Linked DNA regions of Homo sapiens: region 2 is linked to region 1. Evidence: read pairs that join two places in POLR2A ChIA-PET (ENCODE). Cell type or tissue: GM12878. All regions are shown on one strand. Links, peaks and the distances in the headings refer to the core of each region. The heading gives the core; the rest is flanking DNA.

Region 1 (7,653 bases), core at 1,789-6,788:
GCATCTGAACTGCAAATCTGAGTGATCCTGAACCAGAACAACCCACCTAAGCTGTCTCTGAATTCTTGACCCACAGAAACTTTGAGATAAAGGATATTTGTTGTTTTAGACTACTAAGTTTTTGGGATAATTTGTTATGTAGCAATAGATACTCAATAGAAGATGTGCACCTATTTTTCAAGTGACATTTGGGACAATGACTGTTATATGCTAGTTTTTAACTCTAATCCAGATTGTTCTTCTCTTGTTTAGGACCTTATGAGCTGGGTAAACTAAACTCTCAAAGCCTCAGTTTCTTCCTCTGTAAAATGGAGATAATAGATTCCCCCTCAATGAGTTTTTTTTTTTTTTTTTTTTGTAGTTGTTGTTGTTGTTGTTTTTGAGACAGGGTCTTGCTCTGTCACCCAGGCTGGAGTGCAGTGACGGAATCTCAGCTCACTGCACGCTCTGCCTCCCGGGTTCAAGTGATCCTCCCGCCTCAGCCTCCTGAGTAGCTGGGACTACTGGCGCGTACCACCGTGCCTGTCTAATTTTTGTGTTTTTAGTAGAGATATGGTTTCCCCATGTTGGCCAGGCTGGTCTCAAACTCCTGACCTCAGGTGATCTGCCTGCCTTGACCTCCCAAAATGCTGTAATCAATGAATTGTTATTAGTACTGCGTTCATAGTAGGCCACTCAATAAATGGATAACTGTTAGTATTATTAATATATTTTCAATTAGCATAAGTCTTGTTTCATCTCAGTTTTTCTGAATTCCTTCTTTTCTCACCTCCTTGAGAAGCCTGGTAAAGCACTTCTGTAACCCAGTGGGCACAGGCCTCTGTTAGCTGTTGTGATAGAGTGCTTGTGGATCTCCCTGGTTGACAGTAAGCTTCATGAGAATGGGGAGGAACATACTGTTTTTGTTTCCGTAGTGTCTAACACCAAATAAATGAATAAATGAATTATATAGCTCCTTCTGCTGTATTTGCACATAAGCTGTTATTGGCATTCAGTGTTACTAAAATGGTTAACTCTTATCTCCAGCCAAAGAAGATGTGCATTAAAAAACAAAAATGCATTGGAGAGTCTATTGTTCATTTTGTTCTCTGTCTTTCCAGCCCAGAAAATCTATGATTTTACTGTCAATTTGTGTAGGCAGACAATAGTTCTCACTTCCATATATATATATTTTTTTTTTACCATATAGGGCCCACTTTAGCATATAAGGGCCATTTCAGGGAAAATGTTGCTGTGAGAACGTCTTCACAATAGCTGGAATATAAGTTGATTATTCAAGACATTTTAATTTTAAAATTGTAATAAACATTTATTGAACACAAATTCTCAGATGGAGGGTATTAGACATTTTTCTCTAGAGTTGGAAGGCAGCATAGAACAGGCAAAGGGAATGAAGTTGTTTCTGACTTAAGACCAAATCCAGATCCCAGAATTTACAAGCTATATAGCTGCCCAGCTGTGGCCCCAGCTGTTTCTTCCCTGAGTGTCCATTTGCTCTACTCCATGTGGATGACAATGAAGAACATCAGAGAATACTCCTCACCCTGCCCTCTCCCTGCCCAGGCTTCCATGAATCTTTTCATCGTCTGTTCCCTCTCTTTGGTGTCTGTGTATTCACCAGATGTTTAATAGGTATTTACCATATGTCAAGCAATGCTGGGCACAGGGCTGTACCAACAAACAAGACCTGGTCCTATTCCCTGAGGGCTCCCTGAGGGCTGACAAGCTGGGATCTGCACATGGGGTGAGTGGGTAGCAGGCAGCTCTTTAACATGGCATTATGGGGTTAAATTTCTCCTAGCACAAATTCTGGGTCAGATTGAGCCCCTGGTGATTGTCTCTTTCCAGTTGGTAGGCTCGGATGCTGTGGAGTGGTCCAGTGTGGGGTTTACTCTCAGTTTTGCTTTGCTAAGGGAAATCTGGGACTTGTTATTCTGCGGTTACATCATTAATTAGTGATACTTGCAGCAGTAAACATCATGTCAGCTAAAATTAGTAATTCTGCCACCTCTTCTGCTGAAGCTAAATGGGAGGGAGAGCTGGATCTGGTGGGATGTGCGCCCAACATTCCCAAACCAAAGGCAAAAGGACGTTCAGCAAGGTTTAGCAGGGAAGAAGGACTGTGCTCAGGTGCGCATGTAAACTGGGCAGGAGAGCTCTTGAAACAGGAAAAAGACAACTTGTTCATGTTGCTCAATGTTTTTCCTGGTAATCCTTGACAAAATTCATGCAGTTCATCTATCCATACACAAGGAGTGCCTGCTATATATCGGGAGTAATACAGAAGTAAAAGAAAGGGCTCGCAAGAAATCTGTGATCTAATTAAAAAGATAGATTATAGTGTTATAGATTTTTAAAAAATATTAGCATCCATTGTTGGTAAAGGGAAAAGGAGATGAACATCTTTAAACACTGATGCTGGGAGTATTAATTGATGCAGTTGTTCTAGAGATCAATTTAGCAATACTTACAAATGCTCTAATTTGTATTTCAATTTGTCAAGCAAGTCCACTTATGGGAATCTATCTGGAGAAACTAATAATGGAAATGTGCATAAGCACGCAAGAATGTTTATTGTTATTTTTTATGGTAGCCAAGAAGAAAAGGAAACAAGTGAAATGTCCCGTAATGTGGTGTTATTGACAACCTTGTCTGGCCGTACAATGGAATGCAATGCAGCCTTGAAACAACGCATTTTAGAAGAGAGTTAAGTGACCTATGAAATATTAATGCCACATTGTTAAATGAAAAGAGTAGATCACAAATCAATAAGAATCCCATGACTCCAATTTTGCATAATATGTGCATAAAAACAATGTCAACAGTGGCTATTTCTAGGCTCTTTGAATCTTCAAATTTGTGTTTGTTGTGGATTCCCAAATTTTCTACAGTGAACACATACTGCCTTTGTAGTTATAAAAAGCCGTTGACAATAGAAAGTAATAAAAGTGCAGTTTGGCTAAAGGCCTCGGCCAAGTGCCTGAGAGCCCAAGAGTGGAGCTCAGCAGAAACAAGGCTGTTCTTTTTCTCATGTGTGCGTGTGTGCATTATTTCATTCAACAAATACCTGTTGTGTTTGCAGGCATATGTTAATCCACGCATCACACAACCATGGAGCACTTACCATTGCCAGAGGCTGTGCTGAGGGCTGTAGGTACAGAAGCCTCAGCTCCACAGATGAGGAGCCGATTGTCATGGAGCGTCTCTTCTGTTGGAAAGAAACACAAGCAGATAAACAAACAAGAGAATTGTAGATAGTACCAAATGTTTTGAGGAACATAGCCAGGGTATTTTAATAGAGAGTGACTGGGCAGTCAGGGGTGATCTCTGAGGAGTTCACAGCTATGGAAAGACCAGGAAGAAAAATAAACATGAAAATGCCCTGAAGTAGGCACCTGCTTGGCTTTTGAAGGAGAAAGAAAATAAGTCAAGTGTGTCTAGAGCCTGGGGGAGTGAGGCTCCCACCTACATCTCTAACCTGATCATGTGTCTTGCTCCCCCAGGCTACCTACAGCCCCCATATAGTGTTATTGTCAGGATTAACTGAGATAATACACAGTGCCTGACAAATTAAACCAGCCTTAAACATTTTTGTGAGGTAATCAGGAAAAGTGGAGCACAAACGGGTTATTTGGCTGTATCAAGGATTTATTATCAATTTTTTAGGCATTATGACATTTGAATGTTTATGTTAAACAAAGGTCCTTATCTTTTAGAGGTACATGTTAAACTACTCATGAATAAAATGTTATAATGTTCAGGATTGACTTCAAAATTACCCATGGGGAGGGAGGCAGTGGCTGGGGGGATGACCCTAAGTTAATGATTAATAAAGCTGTACTCTGGTTACATGGAATCCATTTTAACATTCTCTCTTTTGTATGTTAGAAATTTTTATGATAAGAAGTTTCAAGTTCACACATCAATAAAAGTTTGGTGGAAGATGAGCCCACAGTAAATATCTCTTAAGTCTTCTTACTTCTGGAGATGCAAACCCACAAGCAAACTCTCCCTTTTCTGTGACATTCACTATTCCGCCTTTCTCGGATGTTAAGCTTCCTTGCAGAGGCTATTTTGAGGTGTGTGTCAATGCATGGGGCCATCTGTCATGAAGGAGTGGCCGAACGTTTTGCTGTCACAGCAGCAGAGGATGTTTTACTTAATGACTTTTAAATTATGCTTTGCATTTTCTAAGATAGTGTCTTCTGTGGGGAATAAGCTCACTGGATAGCACAGTTTGCTTTTAAATTGGGTCCAAGCCTTTTCAAAACATTAGATTAGAGTCTCACCTAAACTGTCTTTCAGGAAAGGCAAAGGATATGTATAGGGGAAGAAAGGCAGTAGGCCGAGAAACATGAATGGCCTCAGTTTTCTTTCAGCCTTCTCCTTAACAAGCTACATGGCTTTGGACATGTCATTTAGCTTCTCTGAGCTTCAGTTTCCACATGTAAGGAATAAGAGAATTGGACTAATTTCTCTGGTCCCTTCCAATTCTAAAAATCTCCTTCTTACTGATAACTTTCTCACTAAATATATTCATGTTCACTGGAGAAAATCAGGAACATGTGGAAAAGGCAAAGACAGAAATAAAAATCACCTTCGCTCTACCACCCAGAAGATAACTATTTTCAGTGCCTGTATATGTTATTCTTCTTAAGAATCAAATTCATGCAACATATTTTGTTGAACAACTAATCGGTACGTTGCATCAACCATTGAAGGAACGTAAAGATAAGCAGATGTGGTCTCTTCCCTCAGGAGTTGGTAATTTTATGGCCAGCACAGTTTCCTGCTGCTTTACATAAGGGGCACTCCCCATGAGAGAGAACCTTGCGTCCGGCACTACACTCTGCTGAGTTTTAATGCTGTTTGCATTGTTATTACACCCGTATTTGAAAACTTTTTTTGAATATTATTTCTTCCGATTATGTGCAGAGGTAGAGCTCTTATGGGCAGGCTAATGCGTAAAGGGTAGAATTTTCCAAGAAAAGCAACAGATGCTCTTAAACCAGACTTTCTTTATTATATTCATTTTCTTTGGCTGCCTGCCTCTAACATATCAGCACTGATGCGGAGAAGCAACTTGTCTGCTTTGAATTTCACCTGCTGCCCTTGGGCCACACACAGCCTCCTCTGATGAAGCCTAATGGGCAATGCTGCAGTCAGGGAGCTGGAAGGCCGGCAGAGGAGGAGAAGGCTTTAGGTGCAACGGGGGGAATCCGGAAGCTAGCCCTCCTTCCCTGGGACAATTCACTTTGCAACAGGAGGCAGCAAGAAAACCTAGAAATCTGGCGAAAGTGGTGAAAGAGCACTGAAGGGAGGGAGGAGAGAGGAAAGGGTGGGGATGTGGAGAGACCAACTTATTTGGTTGAAATGTGCATATATTTGGCTGAAATGTGCATTCAGCGTGTCAGGGCTGCTGTATTATTCATGAAGCTCTCATGTGTCTTTTTCCACACCAGTTTCAAAGAGGAGATGTGTGATCCGAGCCTGGCAGAGTGCCCTGCTTACACAGCACCACCCCAGTACCCTGCCCTCACTTCAGGGGAATCTGGGTCTGTAGCCACAGCAGTCAAGAGTGGGGATTTTGCATTATTCTCACCTTCCCTGAATGTAGCATTCCTGTACCCACAAATGGAACATCAGTTCAAATAGTAAATATTGTATTTAAATTTTCTATCACAAACTTTGGGCATGTCTTTGAGTTTAGCATAGATGAATGTTCGCCATCATTCCATTATTTGAAAAAGTTCCTTAGCGCCCCCTCCCTCCCCTCTACGAATGGAATTTGCCTTCCAAGGTGCAGGAAAGAGACATGAAAGAAGAAATAAATATTTTTGATGGCATGCATTTGAGAATTTCCTAGTTCTCAAGGAATTCAGGCCTGACCATAACTTATTGGGTGTTTTCCAGAAAGGCAGTTAGAAACAAAGAATATGCAGAGAAGGAAATTCAAGTCCCATAACACAAATGGACATTGGAAAATCTGCCTTCCTCTTTTTTTTGTTTTTGTTTGTTTGTTTGAGAGGAGTTTCGCTCTTGTTGCCCGGGCTGGAGTGCAATAGCACAATCTCAGCTGGCTGCAACCTCTCTCCCGGGTTCAAGCAATTCTCCTGCCCCAGCCTCCCAAGTGGCTGGGATTATAGGTGCCCACCACCACGCCCAGCTAATTTTATATTTTTAGTAGAGATGGGGTTTCACCATGTTGGCCAGACTAGTCATGAACTCCTGACCTCAGGTGATCCACCCGCCTCGGCCTCCCAAAGTGCTAGGATTACAGGTGGGAGCCACTGCTCCCAGCCACCCTTCCTTTTAAGAGGGACACAGACAACAGGGAGCATGGGAACTTTGACGGTGTTCATCCTGGAAGGGAAAGTTCTGGAATAACACTTGGCCATCTCCAGATACTTGGAGGCTGTCACATGGAGGAGGAATTAAACTTCCTCTGCACATGATGCAAAAGTGTTGAACTGATTTATTAGTGTGTGAAAACAACAGACAGATTTTTCTTTAGGAAACATTTATAGGGTGATATACAAAGATGGAAGATCTTTCCACAGAGAACTAGAAAGTTTCTGGTCCCTTTAGGCAAAGGTTAGGAGACTGCTTCCCCCCCGCCACCCCTGTCCCACCCCCTGCCCACTGATTCCACCCTCCTCTTGCTTGCTGCCCTCTCAGCACATATCTTTCTTCCAGTTCCCCAAAGGAACCAAACCTTTTCTACATCATTACCTCTGTGTGGAGGTTACCCACCCTTTCAACATGCTAAAGTTTGTTTACCTTTAGGCTTCAGTTTAATTGTTACATCCTCCTATCTATATGTCTTTACTGGCCCCTTACCTAAAGACGGTCTTACTGTGAAACCATGCCATAACGTCTCGTATTTTTCCTTTACAACACTTACCAAATTGGGCTGGGCATGGTGGCTCACACCTATAATCCCAGCATTTTGGGAGGCTGATGCAGGCAGATTGCTTGAGGTCAGGTGTTCGAGACCAGCCTGGCCAACATGGTGAAACCCCATCTCTACTAGAAATACAAAGAATTAGCTGGGCGTGGTGGCACACAACCATAGTACCAGCTACTCAGGAGGCTGAGGCAGGAGAATCACTTGGACCTGGGAAGCGGAGGTTGCAGTGAGCCAAGATTGTGTCACTGCACTCCAGCCTGGGCAACAGAGCAAGATTCCATCTCAAAACAAACAAAACCACTTACCAAATTGATGCATATAGACACACACATATATATAATATGTATATCAGATATATGCACACAGTATGCTTACATGTATGTAAAACAACACAAATATACACAAATATAATTTGTGTAACCATTTGTTTAATGTATGTTTCACCACTGGAAGGTTTGCAAGAAATACCATGCCTGTTTTATTCATTCCTTCTTCTGTTGTGTACAGTGCTCGGAGTGTAGTAGATGCTCAATAAATGTGTCAAATGGCTGGATGAATTAGCAATATTCATGCACCAAAGTATCATGATTCTTGTTACTCTAAGAGTGGGATATGAACCACTGGAGATGACTTTAGATGTGACCTGAGTCTAGCACTGGATAATATTGTATCACCTTGAGTGAAAGTACTTTTATTTTCAATTTACTTTCAATCCCTCTGATGTTATTAAAGAGAAAAGCATG
Region 2 (7,653 bases), core at 1,022-6,021, 310 kb before region 1:
ATGGAGACCATCCTGGCTAACATGATGAAACCCCATCTCTACTAAAAATATACAAAAAAAAAAAATAGCCGGACGTGGTGGCAGGCGCCTGTAGTCCCAGCTACTCGGGAGGCTGAGGCAGGAGAATGGCGTGAACCTGGGAGGTGGAGCTTGCAGTGAGCTGAGATCGGGCCACTGCACTCCAGCCTGGGTGACAGAGCAAGACTCAGTCTCAAAAAAAAAAAAAAAAAAAAAGAAAAAAAAAATCAATCAGTAAAAGCTTACTGTCTTTTTGCATAGAGATGAAAACATTTTCAACTTTTTATGAAGTAAAAATTAGCCTCTTTTCTTTCTTACTATAATTTGGGAAGCAAAGATTGATTCTTAAAATGAGCTTCCTTAATAGTAGAATTTTCTGTTTATTATTCTGTTTGTATGGTTTTTAGAAGTCCAAAAAGTTTTTTAGGAACAGAATTAAAGGTTCAAATAATTTTCCCTGATGCCCCAAAATAAGAGCAATAAAAAACAAATCCCCAAGTCCCCAAATCCAGCTTTTAGAAAAGCATTTTAGTCTTCTGGAACTATTTTTCTTCACCTGCCAACCCAGAAAACACAGATGAACCCACCAAGAAACATACGCAAACACGTGCAGGCACAGTTAAACCAAGTAAAATTCTATAATTGCCTCTAACATGGTTGTCTTCTTTTTTGTGCTCATGTTAATAGCAGAGTTCAATTTGTATAGTAGCACTTTGAAAATATATTTCATTCTGAAACATTCTATCATTACAGTTATTGCTTTCAGCACCTATTGGTTGCAAATAATTTTGCTGTTATAATTTGTCTGAAAACCATTAAACTTTGTATGGGGTTTCTTATCTAGGTATCAGCAAACACAGAGGATTCTTCTATGAGTGGCTACTTGTACAGATCAAAGGGCAATAAAAAACCCTGGAAACACTTTTGGTTTGTCATAAAAAATAAAGTACTATATACATATGCTGCAAGTGAGGTAAGATCTGAAATCTAAAGATGAGTAATTTGGGGTTTTGTAATGCCAACTGCAAGTAATTACAATATTTTAAAAATCCATTTATTTTACATAAGATTTTTTGCTTTGCTTTTGGATGGGGGAGGTGTTGTTGCTGTTATTTTTAATGTGAACAGTGTTCTTGCTTTGTACCTGGAGAGCTCTTTCTCAAATGTGTTAGGAATTTTCCATATTATTAAAATGCAATTTTTGTGTGTGTCGTGTGACTACTAATTACTTTACTAAAGGCAGAGCTGCCCCCAGGTGCACTGGCTCACACCTGTAATCCCAGCACTTTGGGAGGCTGAGTGGGGGTGGATCACCTGAGGTCAGGAGTTCGAGACTAGCCTGGCCAACATGGCGAAACCCCGTCTCTACTAAGAATACAAATATTAGTGGAGTGCCTGTAATCCCAGACACTTGGGAGGGTGAAGCAGGAGAATTGCTTGAACCCGGGAGGCAGAGGTTGCAGTGAGCTGAGATCGTGCCACTGCACTCCAGCCTGGGCAACAGAGAGACTCTGTCTCAAAAAAAAAAAAAAAAAAAAAGGCAGAGCTGTGTTTCTTTCTGCCAAGCTCTCTTGAGTGATACTCCCTTTACTGTCATCGTTAGATTGCATTGATCTGACAGCAGCATAGATAAGATAGGCTTTTTTGGATTATAAACAATTCTAGCAGTTTACTCTAATTCTGTCCTTTTCTCCTACCTGATCACCCTGTGTTCCACCATCCTATGAAAACACTGCTGTAGGGTCCACACTTTTCCTTAGTGAGATCCAGGTGAATAGCTTACCTTTCTGAGCTGTTTTCTGCATCCATAAAATGAAAGTAATATAATCACGTGCCTTCCTTGGTTTAGTGAGGATGTTGTGAAATTCAGTAGATGTGAACATGCCAGAAATTGTGTGCCACAGTGCCTGGCATATAGGGTACCTAGGGAGGGAGTGGCTCAATGAATATTATTGAATAAATGAGAAGTGAGTAAGTTGTTAGAATTATCATTACCTTATATGTGAATAATTGAAATTAAATTAGAGCTATGTAGATCAAGAGTTTTCAAATCTGAATTTTGTCTCAATCTAAAAACTTTTCTCCATTTGTATGTTTTTAAATTAGGACGTGGCCGCTTTGGAGAGTCAGCCTTTATTAGGATTCACTGTTATTCAAGTTAAAGATGAGAATTCCGAGTCTAAAGTATTTCAGTTACTGCACAAAAACATGTTATTTTATGTATTCAAAGCAGAGGATGCTCATTCGGCTCAGAAGTAAGTAATCTGGCCATATTTTTCTTTTATTCATGAGATTTCAGTTTTTTAATGGTTGCTTGTAAAATGACCTACTTTAAGGCATGGGGACAACTCAAAATTTACATCAGAGATTTTAATTAGAAAGATTTAACGTATTATTTAAACTCTTCAGAATTGTTTTAAAGACAAGGCAGGGGTATCTGGAATATTTTCAGGAGGCAGAGGGGAAAAGAAAATAGGTAGTCCTATACAAAGTATTTTATCTACACGTGATCTCAGAGGAAGCAGCGTGATGCTGCTCTGCTGAAAGGAAGGAAAGCTAAGGCATTTGACCTCTCCTTCTATGAGGGTAAGAATCTTCCCTTGAAACATTCCAGGACTTTGGCAATCCAGCGATTCATTTGTGCCATGGAACAGCAGGAGTTTAAACAGCTGCTCGCTAACTTCTTTGGGGAAAAGGTCAAACACATTAAGAGACTCCCATGCTGTTCCAGTGACTGAGTAGAAGGAAATGGCTATCAGTTTAGATGGCAAAGGCTGAAACAGTCTCCTCAGAATTCCAGCAAGAATCTTTACTTAGATGTTATCAGTTTGCTTAACATAGAGATGCGTATCTACCTCTGTGAAATTAGGTCTCTTTTGAACAAAATAGTTCATCATCTCTCATTTGATTTTTACCTTGGCTTCACAAAAGAATACATTTTTGTTTTCAGGAAGAGGTGTTCATGTGTTCTCCACAAGCTTAAAAGTGCATGAAAATAAAAAAGAATGCTTTGAGTGAGCAAAGCTTTTAGTTTCTTAAGACAGTTAAGATTAATGTACCAGAATTGCACACATCCCTGAATACCAGCCAGGCACAATGTTACACACACTCTGTAAGACTCTTTTTTCAGTCTATTTTAGGATATCCAACAGTATATAGCTATTCTTCCAAATATTTTCCTTTGGCTACTGGAGAATATTTTTAAATTATGTCACTTAACCATCTTTTCTATAAAAATTATTTAGACAAAATAGTAATTGCCCTAATATTGTCAGATATTAGCTTTCTTACAATTTTCATCAAACTGAAAAAAAGTACTGCTTTTCAATATATGTCATCTTTTGCTTATATCATTGAGTTGACAAGATAGAAATGCCACCAAGACAGAATTACATGTAGTTAGGTAAAGGAAGTCAGTTTACTTATAATTTAGAATTGACCCAGGCTAAATTATAAATTTCTCTTTATTAATATCATATGGATTGCTTTTTGAAGTACATGACAGAATATTAAAATGTATTAATTTTAGTGGGAAAAAAGCCTTGCTATGGCAGTATAACATGCTATTTATGTTCAATATTAAATTTTTGAAAATTCCTTAAAATTTGAACTGAATCTGTTATAGGTTGCTTTTACAAAATAATTAAACTGAGTGATTTCAAGTGTTCATAGTTCTCTGGACTCTCTTCTGTGTGTGTGTGTGTGTGTGTGTATGTGTGTGTATATATATATATATATATTTTTTTTTTTTTTTTTTTTTTTTTTTTTAATGGAGACAGAGTCTAGCAATGTTGCCCAGGCTGGTCTGAAACTCCTGGGCTCAAGCAGTCCACCTATCTCAGCCTCTCAAAGTGCTGGAATTACAGGTGTGAGCCACCATGCCCAGCCTACATAAAATAATACCGTAAGAAATGATATTTCCATAAGAAAGAAGAAAAAGTTCAGAAGCAATTACATTAGTAGGGAGGAAAAAGACTACTCTCAAGTATCTTCTGAATAATTGCAGCTGTGTATATTGTCAGATAAAACTTTGAGACTAAAGAATTTTGGAAAGATGTCTGTGAAACTTTGAGAAGCTCTTTTTTTTTTTTTTTTTTTGAGACAGTCTCGCTCTGTTGCCCAGGCTGGAGTTCAGTGGCGCAGTCTCAGCTCACTGCAACCTCTGCCTCCTGGGTTCAAGCAATTCTCCTGCCTCAGCCTCCCAAGTAGCTGGGATTACAGGCGCACACCACCACGCCCAGCTAATTTTTGTATTTTAGTAGAGACAGGGTTTCACCATATTGGCCAGGCTGGTCTCGAACTTCTGACCTCAGGTGATCTGCCCAACTCAGCCTCCCAAAGTACTGGGATTACAGGCATGAGCCACGGCGCCCAGCCGAGAAGCTCTCATACAGCATGCAAACTTTTGATCAACACTAGATGCCAGATTCCTTTTAATTGCAAATCTTGAAACAGGTCTGGATTAGGGGATATACAAGGAAACTCTGATAGCTAGAGTTAAGGTAGGAGGAGACAGGGAACTAGTGTTCCTAAAAGCACTGAGTCCAAATTCCAGATAAAAAAGAAGTTGTAATAAAGCCTTCACTGAAATATCAACTTCCAAAATAAATTAATTGGTAGCATCAAGACTTCATAGAACCTTTATACATGAAATGGTCCCTTCCTTATGCCTATCAGAAATGAGAGGCACACTTTCCAGGCTAAATTTTGGACCAAATTACCAAATAAAGGGTAGTTCCATGTATGCAGAAGGCCAATTTGCTGCAAGAAAAGATCTTACTGGCCGGTCACGGTGGCTCACGCCTGTAATCCCAACACTTTGGGAGGCCGAGGCAGGCCGATCACATGAGGTCGGGAGTCCAAGACCAGCCTGACCAACATGGAAAAACCCCGTCTCTACTAAAAATACAAAATTAGCCAGGTGTGGTGGCACATGCCTGTAATTCGAGCTACTTGGGAGGAATCGCTTGAACCCAGGAAGCAGAGATTGTGGTGAGCCGAGATAGCACTATTGCACTCCAGCCTGAGCAACGAGAGCAAAACTCTGTCTCAAAAAAAAAAAAAAAATACATATATATATATATCTTACCTATGTTGTTATGGTAATGAGGACCACAGGCCCAGCTGTCATCTATATGGTGTTCACACGTCAGATGATTAGGTTTTACAAATCTAACCGATTTCTCTTATCAATAGGTGGATAGAAGCATTTCAGGAAGGCACAATATTGTAGCAGTATTGGTTTCATCTCTTCTGTGATTCCAAAGAGGTGGAATTTCATCAGAATGGAGTAAATGCAATTCAAAAATTGTATAAAAATGAACACTGCCAAGATAAAGCCAACCAGACCCTTCATCAAAGAAATTGTTTTGTTAGGTATAAGCAATTTTTAAAAGGTGTTTGTTTTTTCATTTATGTTATTTATTAAAATTTTGATGTTTACTTAATGGTCAGAATTATTTCTGAGACACACTGAATTCTAAAGTACCATTTCTTTAGAGACCAGAAAAACTATCTTAATACTGTATACTGTATTAACTATTCGTGACATAGTTCACACTGTTTTCTTACCTTACATTGTAACAATCTTACTGGTGGAAAGTCTTTGTAAGGAAAAAACACATAGCAAGGAGCAAATTTCCACAAAGTGCTTGGTTTAGGAATTGTGATTATTATAAAACTGCTGATGAAAAAAATGCATGTCTTTGAATCAATAAACTTGGGTGAATATTTGTATCTTTTAGTGGAAAAACATGGCCAGCTTCTACCTCAGTAACTGTGAACTGAAATTTCAGTAAATTATCTAAAGTATTTCTGTTGTTAGGTACCTCTTTGGCAGGAGTTAATATTACATCATCAAAGAATTATAGCAAAGAGATAGAATCTGAATTTTTTAAAACTGTGAGTAGGAATGAAGATGTTTTTATTTGCAGAATACCACAAATAACCAACTCTTCCGGCTTTTAAGTCCAATCTTTTAAAAAATCTACCACTTCGAAACAAACATAAATGTATCATTTTTTAAAATAGCAAAATATAGCAAGCATTATGTCACATAATATTCCCTGCTATTATAAGAGTTCTGAGCCCAAGTCAATGATGATATTTGTATCTATAAGTAATGTTACATTTCCAAAAATATTGTGCATTACAAATGGAACTGGAATTACTATATCAGAAAAGCATAATTATAAGCCAGTAATAACTGAAATTCTATAGTATTCATTTTCAAAAGGTCTTTTTCTGCCAGTTTGTGATATCCTCCCTCCTAATTAAAAAAAAAAACAACAAATCCTTTCTCTATAAGCAGCTATCAGCACACCTCCTTAGGAAAGATTTAGATTCATAATTCTGGTGCACTTACTGTTTAACATATGAACTACCTTGCACATACAATTGTTGATTAGCAGAAGAAAATGAAATAACACTGTGATAAAAGCCATCCCTGATGTTCACAATACACAATTTATTAACTAAGTTTAAACTATAAATTATCTTAACTGCCATGAGCGGTGGCTCACACCTACAATCTCAGCATTTTGGGAGGCCGAGGCCGTTGGACCACCTGAGGTCAGGAGATCGAGACCAGCCTGGCCAATATGGTGAAACCCCATCTCTATTAAAAATACAAGAATTAGCCGGTCGTGGTGGTACATGGCTGTAGTCCTAGCTATTCAGCAGGCTGAGGCAGGAGCATCGCTTGAACCCAGGAGGCAGAGGTTGCAGTGAGCCGAGATGGTGCCACTGCACTCCAGCCTGGGATGACAGAGCGAGACTCCATCTCAAAAAAAAAAAAAAAAAAAAAATTGAACAGCAAGGTTATCCATATAATATTTCTTTAAAGGGTACAAGAATTTTCCTTTCTGCCTCTAAATAAAGGATTTCCTAATTCAGTGTGATCCTTAACAGCAACCATGAGGATTACTGAGTGCCTTTCTGGGGCCTTTTGAATGCTGTTTGGTACAGCACCAGAGTCCCTACTAGATCTAGAGTTGGCTGCTATAGTTTTTTGTGGCGATTTTTTGCCATGGAGTCATTTGAACCTCATACACAATCCTAACATGCCATCCCCTTTCTGTCATAGCAGGTACACTAAAATTTCTTTGTAGCTCAATTTTATATAATCAAGATCACATAAATAAGGCTTCCATGTTAGAATCGTTGCAGTTTTTAGTGTATTCCTTTTTGGAGGCTAAAGTTGTACCTTATAAACTGTTTCTGCGTCTGGCATTTAGCAAGACAAGTTATTTGGGTTTTCTTTCCCTCCTCTTGAGCTCTCAGCCTTCTGACTACAAGGTTTGGCTTAAGCCTTATAATCTAAAAAATATCAGCCAGGCTATTCTATCTTCTAAGACCTGGCTGAATCATGAGCCAGTTCTAAATCTAAAGAGAGTGAGAGAGGGAAGAAATCTGGCACAAACTTACAGTCTCTTTAATTACATGTAAAATGCATGTGACTGTATTACCTATTGGCTTAGCCCCATGGAGGGTTTAGAAAAATGTGTAGTCTTTGTGGAAGCTATCCAATTATCCTTCTCCCAAAAAGATGTTTTAAATGTGGAATAGTATTACATTCCCCTGCCCCTTTATGAGTCCTTCATAACTTACTAAAGCTGACCAATTGTTATTTATGTA

Evidence for each region. Peaks named below come from ENCODE experiments on the same cell type or tissue, not always from the same donor. Only the 100,000 strongest peaks of a DNase experiment are listed, where the experiment ranks them.
Region 2: POLR2A ChIA-PET joins it to region 1 with 6 read pairs; 2 of 35 experiments call an interaction of 5 or more read pairs at or near these places.

The regions. Positions count from the first base shown.
Region 1 is chr12:94,766,389-94,774,041 of GRCh38, reverse strand. No RefSeq gene overlaps it. Among named protein-coding and RNA genes, the nearest start is that of MIR492, 64 kb to the left of the region's middle. RefSeq lists an enhancer at 2,962-3,521. In GM12878, for the core only: no CTCF peak of the experiment used is centred there; DNase peaks (open chromatin) are centred at 4,040, 4,431, 4,861 and 5,431; H3K4me3 peaks cover 2,228 bases; H3K27ac peaks cover 3,480 bases.
Region 2 is chr12:95,079,118-95,086,770 of GRCh38, reverse strand. It overlaps FGD6 (FYVE, RhoGEF and PH domain containing 6), which reads left to right. Exons shown (of 21, transcript NM_018351.4): 19 at 863-991; 20 at 2,125-2,273; 21 at 5,215-7,653. The coding sequence ends at 5,251. Among named protein-coding and RNA genes, the nearest start is that of NR2C1, 9.3 kb to the right of the region's middle. In GM12878, for the core only: no CTCF peak of the experiment used is centred there; no DNase peak of the experiment used is centred there.